Regions from separate parts of the Homo sapiens genome. Here regions 2 and 3 are each linked to region 1. A link is an interaction called in ENCODE POLR2A ChIA-PET data of the cell type or tissue named here. Cell type or tissue: Panc1. All regions are shown on one strand. Each heading gives the region's core, and the rest is flanking DNA. Links, peaks and the distances in the headings are about the cores only. Region 1 overlaps ZFAND5 (zinc finger AN1-type containing 5). Region 2 overlaps TMC1 (transmembrane channel like 1). Region 3 has its middle 54 kb from the start of ZFAND5.

The links. Peaks named below come from ENCODE experiments on the same cell type or tissue, not always from the same donor. Only the 100,000 strongest peaks of a DNase experiment are listed, where the experiment ranks them.
Region 2: POLR2A ChIA-PET joins it to region 1 with 5 read pairs; 3 of 35 experiments call an interaction of 5 or more read pairs at or near these places.
Region 3: POLR2A ChIA-PET joins it to region 1 with 5 read pairs; 17 of 35 experiments call an interaction of 5 or more read pairs at or near these places.

What each region holds. Positions count from the first base shown.
Region 1 is chr9:72,353,823-72,359,222 of GRCh38, forward strand. ZFAND5 (zinc finger AN1-type containing 5) reads right to left here. Exons shown (of 7, transcript NM_001102420.3): 6 at 3,109-3,234; 7 at 1-2,279. The coding sequence ends at 2,131. Among named protein-coding and RNA genes, the nearest start is that of ZFAND5, 8.7 kb to the right of the region's middle. In Panc1, for the core only: no CTCF peak of the experiment used is centred there; no DNase peak of the experiment used is centred there; H3K27ac peaks cover 2,443 bases.
Region 2 is chr9:72,640,229-72,645,628 of GRCh38, forward strand. The region is part of intron 4 of TMC1 (transmembrane channel like 1); the gene reads left to right. Among named protein-coding and RNA genes, the nearest start is that of TMC1, 120 kb to the left of the region's middle. In Panc1, for the core only: no CTCF peak of the experiment used is centred there; no DNase peak of the experiment used is centred there.
Region 3 is chr9:72,416,012-72,421,411 of GRCh38, forward strand. No RefSeq gene overlaps it. Among named protein-coding and RNA genes, the nearest start is that of ZFAND5, 54 kb to the left of the region's middle. In Panc1, for the core only: no CTCF peak of the experiment used is centred there; no DNase peak of the experiment used is centred there.

The DNA.
Region 1 (5,400 bases), core at 183-5,182:
CAGAGAAATACTACCCTATGTCAGTATAGGAACTTTGACATACATATGTACCTCCCTAACTTGAAGCAAAAGTAGCAGCATGCAAAGAACTGACAGATAAAACTAGGGTATTTCCACCCCAAACTCCATCACAGAGAAGCAACAGTTGCACTCTGGTAATCATTTACCCCAGGTAAAGTCAACATGTACCTGTCACCCCTTGTTCTTTATGATCTGGCATAAACGCTACAGAGACCAAGTCCATGGGTGAATCTCTGTATTAGAGCCAAACCCAAAACAGAAATAAAACAGAACTCTTTTTGTAAACTAAGTCATACCTACTTTCTTCTTCAGAATTGTCATAAAACATCATCTTTTACAACATGGAGAAGCGAGGTAGGCCATAATTGTTCAAATTTCATCTTTCTCAAATTTTAAAATTGTTTTAATCCCAAAGGTGCCTATTGAATTCTTCAAAAATAAACTGCCTATCAGGTATCATACCTGCAAATGCTTCTAATATCTCTTGATTATCACTTGAACAAGTTCAGCGATGGCAAAGGAAAAAAAATTATATAGCCATGTAAAGTAACATTTTCTAATTTTCCCCCTTTAGGACTCCAACTATGGCTTAAAAACCCAATGAACAAGTGAAGTTTCCCTCTGTACATGGCTTTTATTATTTACATAATACAATATAGCATCAATGCTGAATAGCATGATTATGTGCAATACATAAATATGAACTATCTGTACACATCTGCAGGTCTAACTCAGAACTAAGGTACATAAAATTGAAAGCAAAACTGAATGCTTTAAGAATAAAAGTAAAAACTAGGACTGAACATTGCAATAAATCAGAAGTAGTGCCTCGTGTACATACTTAACTATTTACAGATGAAAACAGGCATTACCACAACACTAACTATACTCATTTATATATAAAAAACACAAGTTTCATACATCACAAAAAACCTTCCATTATAACACAGAAGTGATTATTACCAGACAAGCATCAGTGAAGTATACTGCCTTTTCTAGTTGTTATTGTACAATGCTGTAGATAATGCAGCCCATGCAATACACCCAAGAACACTAGAGTCCTACACCCAAGTACAATATGATAAAGCAGCCCTCTGCAAGTGGTGCTGGATACCACTAAGAAGTCTACTGCAGCCATGTTGGTTATGATTTTCCATGCAGAAGGGTACAGTTACATTAAGAACTGAAGTCTTTTAAAAAGCTTTAAACATTCTTTCTTGAACCAAAACATTCGACAAAAGATGCACATGAAAAATTATTCAGATACCTTTGCAACTTAAAATTCAGATGCATGTTATTCAATAGAGCTGCTGTATGTGAAAACCAAACGTAGAGTTTAAATTTCTTCTTGTAAACAAATTAATCCTAGTGCAGTTCTGTGCTACACATTTTTAGCAATGAGTAATGCAGACATCTTCTGGTGCAGGCCAGTACAATAAGCTTCAAAGGTTATCTCAAGACCCTGTTGTTGGCTTGATGGTTTTACTTATAACCAGTTTCGATGTTTACCTTTCACAGAATGTCTTATTTGACAGCTTTAGATGACCAATTTAACCAGGCTTATATATGGCGCCAAATACTGGTTTCACGGGAAAGAAGGTCTGATCCTCTTTATGAGCATTTCTTCCTGCTTCCAAAGAATATGTTGTGAAATTAAAGAGGGTGAAGTTTAACTATGGTAGAAGTAGACTGCCAGTCCTTTTCTGGTGTACCATTTTAAAAAAATACAGGCACATAACACTAGCCAAAGATTATACCTTGATTACATTCCCAAAAGGCAGATATGCTGCAAACATGCAGAGATTTCATTTATTTTGTTTGGCACATGGGAACTACATTTTGTTCCTATTATCTGTGTGTTTCACTTTGCTGTGCAGATTTTCATCCAATTTTTTTCAGGGGAGGGCATATACATTTGTAGGGCTGTATCTATCCAATTCTGCCTGTAACAAACACCCAAACATCCTAAAATATCAATTATAAGACAGACAAGTGTAATGTAAAACTCTGGAGAACATCAAAGAAAAATGGCCATGCATCTGCTCTTTAATGTTTTCCTACGATATATTAAAATAAAAACAAAGTTTCAGTCTCTTCACAAGAAGTAATTTATATTCTCTGAATTTTTTCAGCCACAACAACTGGATTCTCTTTTCTGATTTTTGCTGCAGCTTCTGCTTTGTAATCATACGGACAGTTGTGCTTGTCAGAGTAACGGTGAAGTCCACAAAACAAATTTCCACATCGGCAGTCAAACCCTGTACAAACGAAGAAGTAGAGTCATTTGAGAACTTGAGGCAATTAAAAGAAAAAAAAGCCTTAGTCACTATAGAAAAGGAACCAGATTTTCATTGCTTTGTAACATAAAAGACAGTGAACTCTTTTCTTCCACTTCCTGGTGATAAGACACAGTCAACTCTTACAGAGTCTATCACGTTAACCTGGAAAAGGAACTTTTAACTTCCTTTGACATGGTGAGAAATTCAAATAACTATGTTCAGTCTTTCCTTGCAAGGGCAATAGCGAAGTGTTTGGTAAGCCAAACCACGTGGAGAAAACAAAATGGGCTATCTGCCAGCTAATTTCTCCCAGATGCTCTCCCTCTATCGACTCCTGTAGATGCAACGCAGGATAAAATTTACACAGGCTCTGGAGTTAGGCTAAGCTGGATTCAAAACACAGTCCTACCATATCTTAAGTAATGCTTCCTCAAGTGAAAACAACCATCAAGGTCTGAGATTTGAAGGAGACAAGAAAAAAAGCACCAAGAACATTCCCTGCATAGCTCAAAGTAGGTGGCGCTTACTGTTAGTTCAGTAACATTTTCCCTAGGTATACAAAAACTTTTTATCAATCTAATAAAATAAGAGGGCCTGAGTTAATAGTTTTATATGATTAGGAGACAAATGGAAGTAAAACCCAACTTCTTTCCACCCCAATACCACCTCCTCCACCTTTCCTAGACTACAGCTAGTCAGGCTTTTTTTTTTTTTTTATGTGTAAGACCAACTAGTCTCTTAGGGAGTGACCAAAAGCTCCTTGTTAACTGCAGAAGTAAAACATACATTGTCTTGTGTTTTGTAATACCTGTAAGACCAACTTTCTTTCTGCACATGAAACATCTGTTTTTCTTTGGTTTGGGCAATTCAGGAGCTTTTTCTTCACTCTGAGAAGTACTGGGCTGAGAAACTGATGGACTGGGCTGAGTGACAACTGAAAAGGACAAAAACACAAATTTGTCAAGCATTCACTGGCTAACATTTTTAAGTCAAAAAAGGAAGTATTTAAGAGAAACAGGAAGATGCCTGATAAAAATGTTTATAAGTATTCCTTGAAAATACAAGCTTTAAACAGAATCTTCCATTTTAACATCAGAACTTGATTCAAATCTGAGAAATTCCTGCCAATCACCATACTACTTGCTTCTCTAATTTTGTAAAATGATCGCTTCACTCAAGAAATTCCTTTAAAACACTGGTAACAGCCAGTACTAAAAACAAAATCCTAATTCTGTTTTAAAGAGCTGGGAGATGTTAATCATATGCTCAGTTTTTCCACGTTATAATTTCCTAAATGCAAACTTTTCAATCAGGGCAGTTCAAATTCATTACATCACAGTAAATAACAGTAGCCAACTTTGATTTTATGCTTATAGGAAAAAAAATCCTGTAGATATAAAAACAGCAAATTTTGACAAATAAAACTCAAACCATTCATCCCTAAATCAACGTCAGATCCAAAAATTCCAAAACAATCATTTTACCATTTTCACAGGTGCACTAAACATCATAGGAAGACTTGAAAGATTTTTTTAAACCTTGGTTTTAAAAACAGATCGGCAAACAGTCTTTAGAAACTACTCGAGAAGTATTGATTTTAAACTATTAAGGATTCCACAGGCAGAACAAGAATCTTATCTAAAATGGGCATCCACTATCGACAGAGATAGCATCTACAAACAGTCCCACCGTTTCTCCACCTAAAAAGGCTTTAAGTTTCAGTGTACACATGGCATCAATAAAATTTCTCACAATGAACAAAAAATACATTACTGTACTAAAGCCCACACTGCCACTAGTTCTTTAACACAAAAATAACAAAATTTATATCTACTTACATATAATTCAACTACACCTGAAACACTATAAACTCAGGTTTTAATATTAATCCAAATGTAACAATAGCAAATTTATGTATGCAATGCTGAAATTACTGCCCAAATATGCCAGCACCAATGCTATTAGCATATAGACAAGCTCCTACAACAAGCTGATTGATTTAATGGCAATTTTCTCTAAAACTCTGCCCAAATTTATAATTCAATTGCATTAGCAATGAATCTACTGGGAGAAATAGCCTAATATTAGACTAAACGAACAATATTCTACCTACTGCTACTGTGACAACATTAATGTTTATCCTGATGTCATGAGGATAAAGAATAATCTAGGGGAATAGTTGTATGGGGTAGAGGGAGGGTGTCAGCCATTTCTTTGGCCACATCTGAAAAATGAACTACGGCTCCTGAGACAAGGGAAGAAGGGGGAATAAGAAAATGACACAGAAAAGGCAAATAGCAGTGAATCACAGAATGCCTACTAAGTAATAATAAATGCAGACTAGCTCTAACCCAAGACTATTCTTCCAAGGTCAGAGTAATTTTGTATTTAAAAACCAAAACCAAAAACAAAAACCCAAACAAAGGCATCACGGGCAAACTAATGTGGTCAGTTTAAGGATGGAGCTCATTTCAAAATGCCAAATATAGATTCACCTGCCAAACTTGAGAATTTGGCCTTAACTTTGTAAGATTAATACAATAAACAAACTTGACTGCTGTTAGCAAAAGCCAGCCTCCAAAGCAGACTGTATAACCACTGACAGTATTTTTTCACAACAGAAGTTTTATATTGCATTTAATCAGCACTCTGCCAAAAAAGAACAAATTGATAAAATAAGCTACGTGCACTATATAAAGCACAGAAATCTTTTTGTTCTAGGGCCTAGTACAGGTAATTCAAGTCAGTCTTCTTCCACCATCAGGGCACTTCTGGTTGTGCTATATAAGCAAAGTTTCCAAAGTCACCATATCTCATGAAAACCAAAATGCCTTTCCACACTGAGTTTCAAACTCCCACAAAATATGATAGGAATATTGTACTTCAAATAAGTTCTAGTGTTCAAATATGTTGTTCTACTTAAAAGTTTTCCACAACATTGACAATATCAAAACTAAAGTTACTGCTTTTGGTTATAAAATTATTCCTTATACCCTTGAAATTTAACTTCATCAAGTTTTTAACACATCCAATCTCCAGATTACAGACTTTGCCCATTATGCACAAGGGTAGTGCAGGGGATGAGCAGAGAAGAAACTGA
Region 2 (5,400 bases), core at 116-5,115, 290 kb after region 1:
CCTGTGAGAATCCTGTTTAATATCTATTGTTCCAGTTTTCTCCAACTTAACATTTTAGCACTCAAAAGTATGTGATGTGGAGGATAAATTTTATGGTCGCCAATCCTTTATTGTAAAGAATCGTGATGCAAAGGCTCCAGTGTAGTCATCACTCATCTCTTGATTTAGGCATCTAAGCTATCCAGGCATCATCATGGGGGTGAGCAGCCTGAATGACAGTAAGCTTTCCAAGTATGGGGACATGCACTTAAGATAGGTATAGTTATTCCAGTGCCAATCTCCTCTTACCTGCTGTATGTCAAGAATCAGGCAACATTTAGGAAATGAAACCACAAGTCTTTGTCTCTTTTTTTACCCTTTATCTCAAAATGGTTTTTACTTGGGATTTGTTTTTTTGTTTTTTGTTTTTTGTTTTTTTTTTTGAGACGGAGTGCCGCTCTGTCGCCCAGGCTGGAGTGCAGTGGCGCGACCTCGGCTCACTGCAAGCTCTGCCTCCCAGGTTCACACCATTCTCCTGCCTCACCTCCCGGGTAGCTGGGACTACAGGCGCCCGCCACTACGCCTGGCTAATTTTTTGTATTTTTAGTAGAGACAGGGTTTCACTGTGTTAGCCAGGATGATCTCAATCTCCTGACCTCATGATCCACCCGCCTCGGCCTCCCAAAGTGCTGGGATTACAGGTGTGAGCCACGGTGCCTGGCCTTTAGTTGAGATTTGATTATGAATGAAAATGTAAAGAAATTTGCTAGATGTGTCCATCTTTTCATGTGGCAGACAATATGGACTAGATATATGGTGGTCAAAATTATGTTTGTGGGTATAGCCTAATAGCCTAAACCAATGACACTTATGTGGCAGTTTTATTTATTTATTTTTTCTTTTTAAGACAGGGCCTCACTCTGTTGCCCAGTCTGGAATGCAGTGGTGCAATCTCAGCTCACTGAAACCTCCGCCTCCTGGGTTCAAATGATCCTCCTGCCTAAACCTCCTGAGTAGCTGAGATTACAGGCATGAGCCACCATGCCCAACTAATTTTTGTATTTTTAGTAGAGATGGTGCTTTACCATGTTGGCTAGGCTTGTTTTAACTCCTGACCTCAAGTGATCCACCTGCCTTGGCCTCCCAAAATGCTGGGATAGCAGGCGTGAGCCACTACGCCCAGCCTCACCCTGGACTTTATGACAATGCCAAATATATGCACTGTGTCAAAAACAGTCCTCTTCACTGTCCTCCAGTAGAAAAAGCTCAATAATGGGTCTACAAACTCCTGGATTTAGTCCAGGCTATGTAATTTGTGGAACTTAGTGCCAAAAGTAGGGTCCTTTGTTCAAAAATTATTAAGAATTTCCAGATGGCAACAGTGGAACAGTCAATGAAGCACAGGATCCTTCTGTCCCCAAGGTCCTGAACAACTGCAGAAACCTTGTGCCCGTGCATTCATCCCTCCTTCTTGGATCCTTTACCTGTTGATCTCCTTCGTTTTCTTTCCAGACAACAATTATGGACAACTTATTATTAATATATGTGAGCCACTGTGTTCACTATCGGAAATAAAAATATGCTTATAAGGTAGTCCCAAATCTTTTTTTTTTTTTTTTTTTTTTTTTGAGAGACAGTCTCGCTCTATTGCCCAGGCTGGAGTGCAGTGGTGCGATCTCGGCTCACTGCACTCTCCACCTCCCGGGTTCAAGTGATTCTCCTCCCGCAGCCTCCTGAGTAGCTAGGATTACAGGCGTGAGCCACCACTCCCGGCTAATTTTTTGTATTTTTAGTAGAGACAGGGTTTCATGATAGTGGCCAGGCTGGTTTCGAACTCCTGACCTCATGATCCGCCTGCCTTGGCCTCCCAAGGTGCTGGGATTACAGGAGTGAGCCACTGTGCCTGGCCCCAGATCTTAGATTTTGGTGATTAAGGACTTCACGAAGTAGATGAAATAACACCCAGAATTTGGCTGGTTTATTTTCTCCTTAAGATGCTCAGCTGTGATTTTCTGTATATTAGTCTCAAGCTGCAAATTCTCTATTCCAGGATCTTATGATCTGTGTCCTAACTACATATTATAGGGCCCCAGTGGTCCCTATGCCTCTGGTTCTATTGTCATCACACACTTCCTGTTTCATTCCTATAGACAGATTTATTCATGACTAGGGAACAGATTATGCTAGTAAAGGTGTTGGTTAACATGAGTTTAAGGCAAGAACTTAAACGTAAATATCTCTAGGGATTGGACAGGCAATATGCCTTAAATAGTAAAGCTATCAGGTAGGGATTGACTGCATGCCTGCAGAGGAAACTGCTGCCTATTTAGCCACAGAAGATTATTGCCATGTAAAAATGTGAGTATGGTTTGTCACATATTTTTAAAGAAAAGTCAGAAATCCAAAAATTTGTATGAAATTTTTAAACATTTTATATTGTCAATTCAATTTTTAAAAAGACTCAATATAGGCAGAGAAAAATAACTACAGCCCAAGGTTAAGCCAAGAAGTATTGTTTTTCTACTTTTTCTTCGTAGTCAGATTTGTTCAGATATAATTCAGATGTAATAAATAAACCCTTTAAGTTCTATGAGTTTTAACAAACACCTACATTAGTGTGACAATCACTGTAGACAAGATATAGAATAATTCTCTCGTCTCCCCTCCAAAATTCTCTCAAGCCTCTTTGTGGTTAATTCTCCTAGCTCCTGACAATCGCTAATAAATTTCCTGTCTATAGTTTTGCCTTTTCAAGAGTGTCAAATAAATGGAACACTACTGTATGTAGCCTTTTGAGACAGGCTTCTTTCACTGAGCACAAATAATTTGACTTATTCACGTTGTTATATGTATTTAGATTGTTTCTATCTAATTTTCAAAGGTTTTTTCCTTCCTTTCTTCTCCTTTCCTCCCTCCTTCCTTCCTTTCTTTTTTTCTTCTTCCTCCTTTTATTCTGCCTTTTTTCTCTCCTTCCAACTTTCCCGCTTTTTTAGATATCACATGTACAGAAGTAGATTAATCTTGATGTTTATTTCATAACATACTCTCATTTGGGCCCATGCATGGCTTGTATTTCAATAGCTCTATTGAGATAAAACTCATATACATTCACATGGAGAAACAGCCCTGTGGAGGGAAAGAAATTGATATGCAGTAAACTACACATACTCATTTACAACTTGAAAAGTTTGCCATATGTATACACAATGAAACCATCAACACTTTCAAGGTAATAACATATCTCAGTTTCCTTGTGTCTTTATGTTATTCTTCCCTCCTTCCATCTGATCTGCTTTGTGTCACTGCATTTTCTAGAATTTTATGTAAATTAAATCATATAGCATGTGCTCTTTTTTTTGTCTGGCTTCTTTCATGCAGCACAATTATTTTGCCATTCATATCAGTTTTTGTGTGTATCAATAGTTCATTCTGTATTATTACAAATTAGCATTCAATTACATGAATACATTGCAATTTATTCATTTGTGAATGGACATTGCATTATTTCCAGTTTTGGCTGTGACAAAGATTCATGTGGAAGTCTGTATAGGGACATATGCTTTCATTTCTCTTGGGTAAATGTCTTAGAGTAGAATGCCTAAGTCATATGGTAGATGTATGTTTAACTTTTAAAGAAATTGCCAAATTGTTGTCCAAAGTGTGTACCATTTTACATTCCTGGCAGCAGTGTATGAGAGTTCTAGTTCTTCACCATCCCCCTTCCAACACTTGCTATAGTCAGTCTTGCAATTTTAGCCATTTTAATAAATGTGTAGTGATATCTCACTGTTGTTTTAATTTGCATTTCCCTAGTGTCTAGTTATGTTGTGTCTTTACTTTTGTTTATTTGCTATCATTATCTTCCTTGGTCAAATATCTGTTTAATAATTGATACATTTTTTATTGGACTGTTTGTTTTCTTATTAGTAACTTTGGAGAGTGCTATATATATTCTGGATACAAATCCTTTAACAAATGTATGATTTGCAAATATTTTCTCCCAGTCTGTGATTGTCTTTTCATTCTCCTAGCAGTCTTTTGAAGAGCAGATGCTCTTAATTTTATAAAGTTCACTTTATGTTTTTTTTTATTTTGTGGATTGGACATTTGGTGTTATATCTAAAAAAAAATCTGCCTAACCCATAGCCTTATGTGTTTTCTTCTAGAAGTTTTATAGTTTTAGGTTTTACATTTGGGTCTATGGTCCATTTTGAGTTAATTTTTGTATATGGTATAAGATGCAGATTGAAGATTTTTTTTTAATATGTGGAAAACTGATTGTTCCAGCACTATTTATTGAAAAGACTAATTTCTCCATTAAATTGTCTTTGTACCTTTGTTGTGAATCATTTGCCTATATATGTGTGAGTCTATTTCTGAATTCTCTTTTCTGTTTCAGTGATTCATCTATGTTGATGCCAATGCTACACTGTCCTGATAACTGTAGTTAATAAAGTCTTAAAGTTAGGTAGTAAAAGTCTGCTATTTTCTTCCTTTTCAAGGTTGCATTTTCCTATTCCAAGTAATTTGCATTAATCAAAAAGTACATGGAAAATGTGTATTATAACAAAAGGTATGGAATTTTAAAATTTTCAAAATTCTTTTGCATCAAAGTAAATGTGTACTAACTTGTTATAATATGTGTGAACAGGAGCTAGTTTGAGGCACTAAAAAGGATAAATCATCAATTTAAAAACAGCCCCTATCAGAGCAACATGAATTCTGATAAAATTGAAGCAAGAACAAATATCAAATTTATCGTGAAGCGTGGGTGAAAAAAGGGTGAAATCATTGATGCTTTATGAAAAATTTATGGGGAAAATGTCACATTATCAAACAGATAACTCATTTTAAGAACAGATGATATGATGTTGAAGTCGAAGCCCACAGCAGCAGACCATCCACATTAATTGATAGGAAAAAAATTCATCTTGTTTGTGTCTTAATTGAAGAGCACTGATGATTAACAGCACAAGTAATAGCCACAACCATATACACCTCAACTGGCTCAGCTTACACAATTCTGACTGAAAAATTAAAATTGGCCAAAGTTTCCACTCTATGGGTGCCAAAACCATTGTGCCCAGATCAGCTGCAGGCAAGAGTAGAGCTTTTGACGGAAATTTTAAACAAGTGGGATCAAGGTCCAGAAAGATTTCTTAAAAGAACATTAATAGGAGATGAAACATGGATTATCAGTATGACCCTGAAGCCAAAGCACAATCAAAACAATGGCTACCAAGAGGTGGAAGTGGCCCAGTCAAAATAAGAGCAGACCAGTCAAGAGCAAAGATCATGGCAACAGTTTTTTGGATGTTCAAGGCACTTTTCTTGACTTTCTGGAGGGTCAAAGAACAATAATATCTCTCATTATGGGAGTGTTTTGAGAAAGTCAAAGCGTTAGCAGAAAAACGTCTGGCA
Region 3 (5,400 bases), core at 208-5,207, 62 kb after region 1:
ATCAATTATTCTCATTATCTTTAGAATGAGTTCTGAATTCCAACAAATCCTTCATGTAGGCTCTGCCTATGTCTTCAGCCTCACCTGAAACTCCCTTCTCAACCAACTTAGTCTTCTTTAAGTATTTCGTAATATACTATTGAGTTCCTTACCATGCCAAAGTCTTTCCCTATGCTGAGAACTGTTTTCCCTTTCCCTCCTTCCTGTCTGACCACCTTCTTAGCCTTTCAAATCTCACTCTAAAAGTGACTTCCTCTAGGAAGAATTATCTGTCCTCCCGACAGTTTTCTAGGGGACTACATCAGTTGCCATGTCATCTACACTCAATTCTTGCTCATCACTTTGTCCTTGGCATTTGTTGCCATGTCAATTCAATACTTGTTTGTGTAATTATTTGATATCCATTCCCTTGAAAAGTTATATCTTGTTCACCACTATCTCTCTAGTTCCAAGTACAGGCTTAGAACATTTGATTTGTTCAGTCCATATGTATTGAATGAATAAAAGATGACTTTTTTTTGGGACAGGATCTCATTCTGTTACCCAGGCTGGAGTGCAGTGGTGCTATCTCAGCTTACTGCAACCTCTGCCTCCCGGGTTCAAGCAATTCTCCGTAGTAGCTGGAACTACAGGCGTGTGCCACCACACCTGGCTAATTTTTGTATTTTTAGTAGAGATGGGGTTTCATCATGTTGGCCAGGCTGGTCTTGAACTCCTGACCTCAGGTGATCCTCCCACCTTGGCCTCTGAAAGTGTTGGTATTGCAGGCATGAGCCACTGCGCCTGGCCTTGAATGAATAAAGGATGCTTTTCCAAATGATAAAACTAAGATCTCGAGAGGTTAGGTAATACACCCAAGCTCAAACTGGTGACCAAGGGGAAAGCCAGCCCTTGGATCCAGATTCCATGATGCCAACACTTCTGCTAATATATATATATATATATATATTTGTTTGTGAAAATAACTGATTTATTGAAGAGTCTATAAAATTTAATAAAATTAGACTTTAACGAGTCTAATAAAATTATAATTGAGACATGTATCTTCTTTTTAATATTTAATTGAAAAATAAAAATTGCATATGTTTATAATATACAACATGATGTTTTGATATATGTATTTGTTGTGGAATGGCTAAATCCAACTAATTAATGTAACCATTACCTCACATACAAATTTTATTTTTAAGCATTATCAAAAAGTGAGTCCTTTCTATATCCTCATCTGAAAGTGCCTCAGCAAGGAAAATATTTTTTTAAAAATTGGGAGGGTAGAAATATGATGATGGTTCTTAAACTATTATCAGAGGAATATGGACAAAGGGAGGCAGAAGAATAGCCTGTTCTATGAAATTAGAATTGAGGGGCTCCATAATTGTTCTTCCTATTATGAGAGGTGTGTGAATGGAAATTTCAAAGAATTCCTAGATTATTAGATCAAGATTGTAGTTGGCTGTAGTTTCAAAGTTTCACTGTTTCTAAAAATTCTGTAGTAAATAGCCATCAGCTTGCATTTGAATATGCATAATAATTGTCCTTAGGAATGAAGGTGTCCCTCTCAATTTCTTCCTTTGTGCGTGTGTGTGTGTGTGTGTGTGTGTGTGTGAGAGAGAGAGAGAGAGAGAGAGAGAGAGAGAGAGAGAGAGAGAGAGAGAGAGGGTCTGGCTCTGTCACCCAGGGTGGAGTGCAGCCTGGTGAAATCTCAGCCTGGGGCTCAAGCCAACCTCTCACCTCAGCCTCCTGAGTAGCTGGGACTACAGGCATGTGCCACCATACTTAGCTAATTTGTGTGTGTGTGTGTGTGTGTGTGTGTGTGTGTATATATAAATATATATATAAATAAATATAAATAAATAAATATATATATATATATATATATATATATATATATATATATATATATATATCTTTTTTAAGAGTAGATGGGGTCTCACTCTGTTGCCCAGGCTGGCCTTGAATTCCTGAACTCAAGGGATCTGCCTGCTGCCTGGCCCTCTCTCAACTTCTGATCCAACTTTTAAGTTTCAGTTCTTACTTGATCAATTGTCACAAAAGGATAATTGTATTAGTTTTGTTTTGTTTTGTTTTGTTTTTTGAGACAGAGTCTTTCTTTGTCACCCAGGCTGTAATGCAGTGGCGCGATCTTGGCTCACTGCTACCTCCGCCTCCTGGGTTCAAGCAATTCTCCTGTCTCAGCCTCTGGAGTAGCTGGGATTACAGGCGTGCACCACCATGCCCAGCTAATTTTTGTATTTTTCGTAGAGACAGGGTTTTGCCATGCTGGCCAAGCTAGTCTCGAACTCCTGACCTCAGGTGATCCTCCTGCCTCGGCCTCCCAAAGTGCTGGGATTATAAGCGTGAGCCACCACACCCTGCCTCTGTTATGCTTTAGTTGTGAGAATGTGGGGAGTTGAGGGACCAGGTCCACTGGGCCTGTGGAAAGACAACTGGGGTGCTAGAAGTAGTGGCTGTTTACCAACTGGTGGAGAAATACTTTGATATCTTAACAACTAGTATAGTAATTCTGAGACAAGCCAGATGAATAGATGAATATCCATCTTGGATACATATGAGGTGCTAAACAATCCATTTTGAGTGTACTAAGCCCAGTTTGACTTTCTGGAAGTCATTTTTAAGGTTGAGCTCAATCAACAGGATGGAGTAAAGGATCACAGATGTGTGCTACACTCAAATGTGCGAGCAGAAAGAGTGCGAGGACTTCTCTTTCCTTGATTTTCTAGAGTCTTCATTGTTTTCTTCTCAACAGCGGGGTGTTAGGTGGGATGGGGCTGGGGGAATGGTCTTTGAGAAGATATAAGCAGGAAAGTTATCTGAAAGCAGCTTGCAGAAGGCTGGGGTATACGGATAGGGTCAGAGAGAGGCAAGAGACTGGGACATCAATCAGGATGCTCTTGTATGAATCCAGGTATAAGAGGATAAAGGCCTTAATTAGAGAAGGTGTAATAGAAATGGAAAGAAAGAGATAGATTGGAGAGAGGGAGGTTGTGGACTGTATCTAAGAGGCTTAGGTGATACAAATACCCACTGTCCACTATCCTAGCAGAGGAAAGAGTTTCCCACTATTGGCACCCAGTCAGTCCCAGCAGATAGAACTGCAAATACTACTTTTTCTTATCTCAGTTCATGAGGAGAGCTTTGTATCAAAGCTTGTTCGATCTTCCTAAGGCCCAGAAAGGAGAGAATGCCTTCAGAGAAGACCTAGAAAGTGGCAGAAGCATGAAAGAGACTTCTTCCTTATATTAGCTGCTTTCAGTCAGCGTTAGGAGTGTGTTGGAGGAGGCAAGGTTGGTGGCTTAGGGGGAGCTGGTGCAAGTAATGAGCCTGGCTGAGGCTGTGTCAGCATTTGTACACTGACTTAAGGTATACATGAACATTAAAAAGTAGAGTTATCTATTATAATATAGACGAAATGAGTTAAAGAAAAATGAAATTAAAAGCATAGAAGTTATATAGATGTGGCAAAATCTTGAAGGTGGTATGCACATCACTAAAGTTTGTGAAATGCTGATGTAAAGATGTAATCATTGGCTGGGTGTGGTGGCTCACACCTGTAATCCCAGCAGTTTGGGAGGCCAAGGCAGGTGGATTACCTGAGGCCAGGAGTTTGAGACCAGCCTGGCCAATATGGTGAAACCCCATCTCTACTAAAAATACAAAAATTAGCCAGGCGTGGTGGTGGGCACCTGTAATCGCAGCTACTCAGGAGGCTGAGGCAGGAGAATCGCTTCAACTCAGGAAGTGGAGGTTGCAGTGAGCCAAGATCATGCCATTGCACTCTAGCCCGGGTAATAAGAGTGAAACTCCATTTCAAAAAAAAAAAAGAGAGATAAAATCATCAAATAAATCTGACTAGAACTTGGAGTCAAGAGACCCGAATTTAATTCATGACCATGAAACATCCATTTTAAAGCACTGATTTTTGACCAAGGGCAAGTGGCTCGTGCCTGTAATCCCAACACTTTGGGAGGCTGAGGCAGCAGGATCACTTGAACTCAGGAGTTCAAGACCAACCTGGGCAACATAGGGAGACCCTATCTCTAAAAAAAAAAAAAAAAAAAAAAAAAAATTAGCCAGGCCTGGTGGCCCACCCTATAGTCTCCTCTACTTAGGAGGCTCAAGCAGGGGCCCACTTGAGCCCAGGAGGTTGGAGCTGTAGTGAGCTGTGATTGCACCACAGCACTCCAGCCTGGGCGACAGAGCAAGACCCTATCACATACACAATGTTAAAATAAAATAAAAAGACCAATTTTCGGTGTGGTAAAATGGGAAAATAATCACCAGTTCTTCTTATCTCTTAGTCTTGTCATGAGGTTCATTTTAGTCTCATTTGTTTATTTGCTCAACAAGCATTTATCAAATTTGGGCTGCCTGTTTGTAAGAAAGAGCTTTATAGTTAAAATAATTACTGGAAGGAGATATAGGTTTTTGAAATTTTTTCACAATGACCTGATATGTAAGTTTAAACTCTTGAGGGTGACCCTCATTTCCAAAGATCGCCAGAATAGATTTGAATTAAAATGAGATGTTTCCTTTCTCCAGCAAATATGAAATGAGTGTTAGTAGATAAGGGCATTAACATTAGAAATAGAAGGTGTCATTTTTCATTTAGTAACTTGAACACATAGAAAATCCACCTTTAACACATTATTATTGTTTATAAAGTGTTGGCAATACACATGGTACCTTGCAAAGTAGAAGTAGAAATGACAAGATCCTTTCCCCAAGGAGCTCAGATCATAACATTGTTGAACAAATCTACACAGCACAGCAGTATTGTGCATAATTGAGCTGATATGGTGGGAGAGGTCAGACTAGGGCTGTGGGCTGAAGATGTATAAAATGAGCCATTTGAAGCCAGGGGTTTGGGTGCTGGAAAGGCAGGAGGAAGGGTGTGCTTCAGACTGCTCCATGGTATCAAATAAAAAGTGTAGACAAAACAGGAACATAGAAATGTGAGTCAAGTGTGCCCACTTTTTGAGAAGTTGCTCAAAAAGAGTGCATTAGACTTGATTTCTTTTCTCCCTTGTCATTTTAAGCAGCAGCCTGTCTTAGTCTTTTTATGCTGCTATAACAAAGTGTCTGAGACTGGGTAATTTATAAAAAACAAAAATTTATTTCATATGATTTTGGAGGCTGGGAAGTCCAAGATCAAGGTGCTTACACATTTGATGTCTGGCTGAGGACCTTCTTGCTGCGTCCTCACATGGTGCAAAGGGGAAAAGGGCAAAAGAGGGATGAATGCTATGTCCTCACATGGCAGAAGAGACTGAAGGGGGAAAAAGGGTCTAGCTGGTTCCCTCCAGCTCTTTTACAAGGTCACTAATCCTATGTATGAGGGCTTTGCCCTCATGACTGAATTGCTTCCTAAAGGCCCCAGCT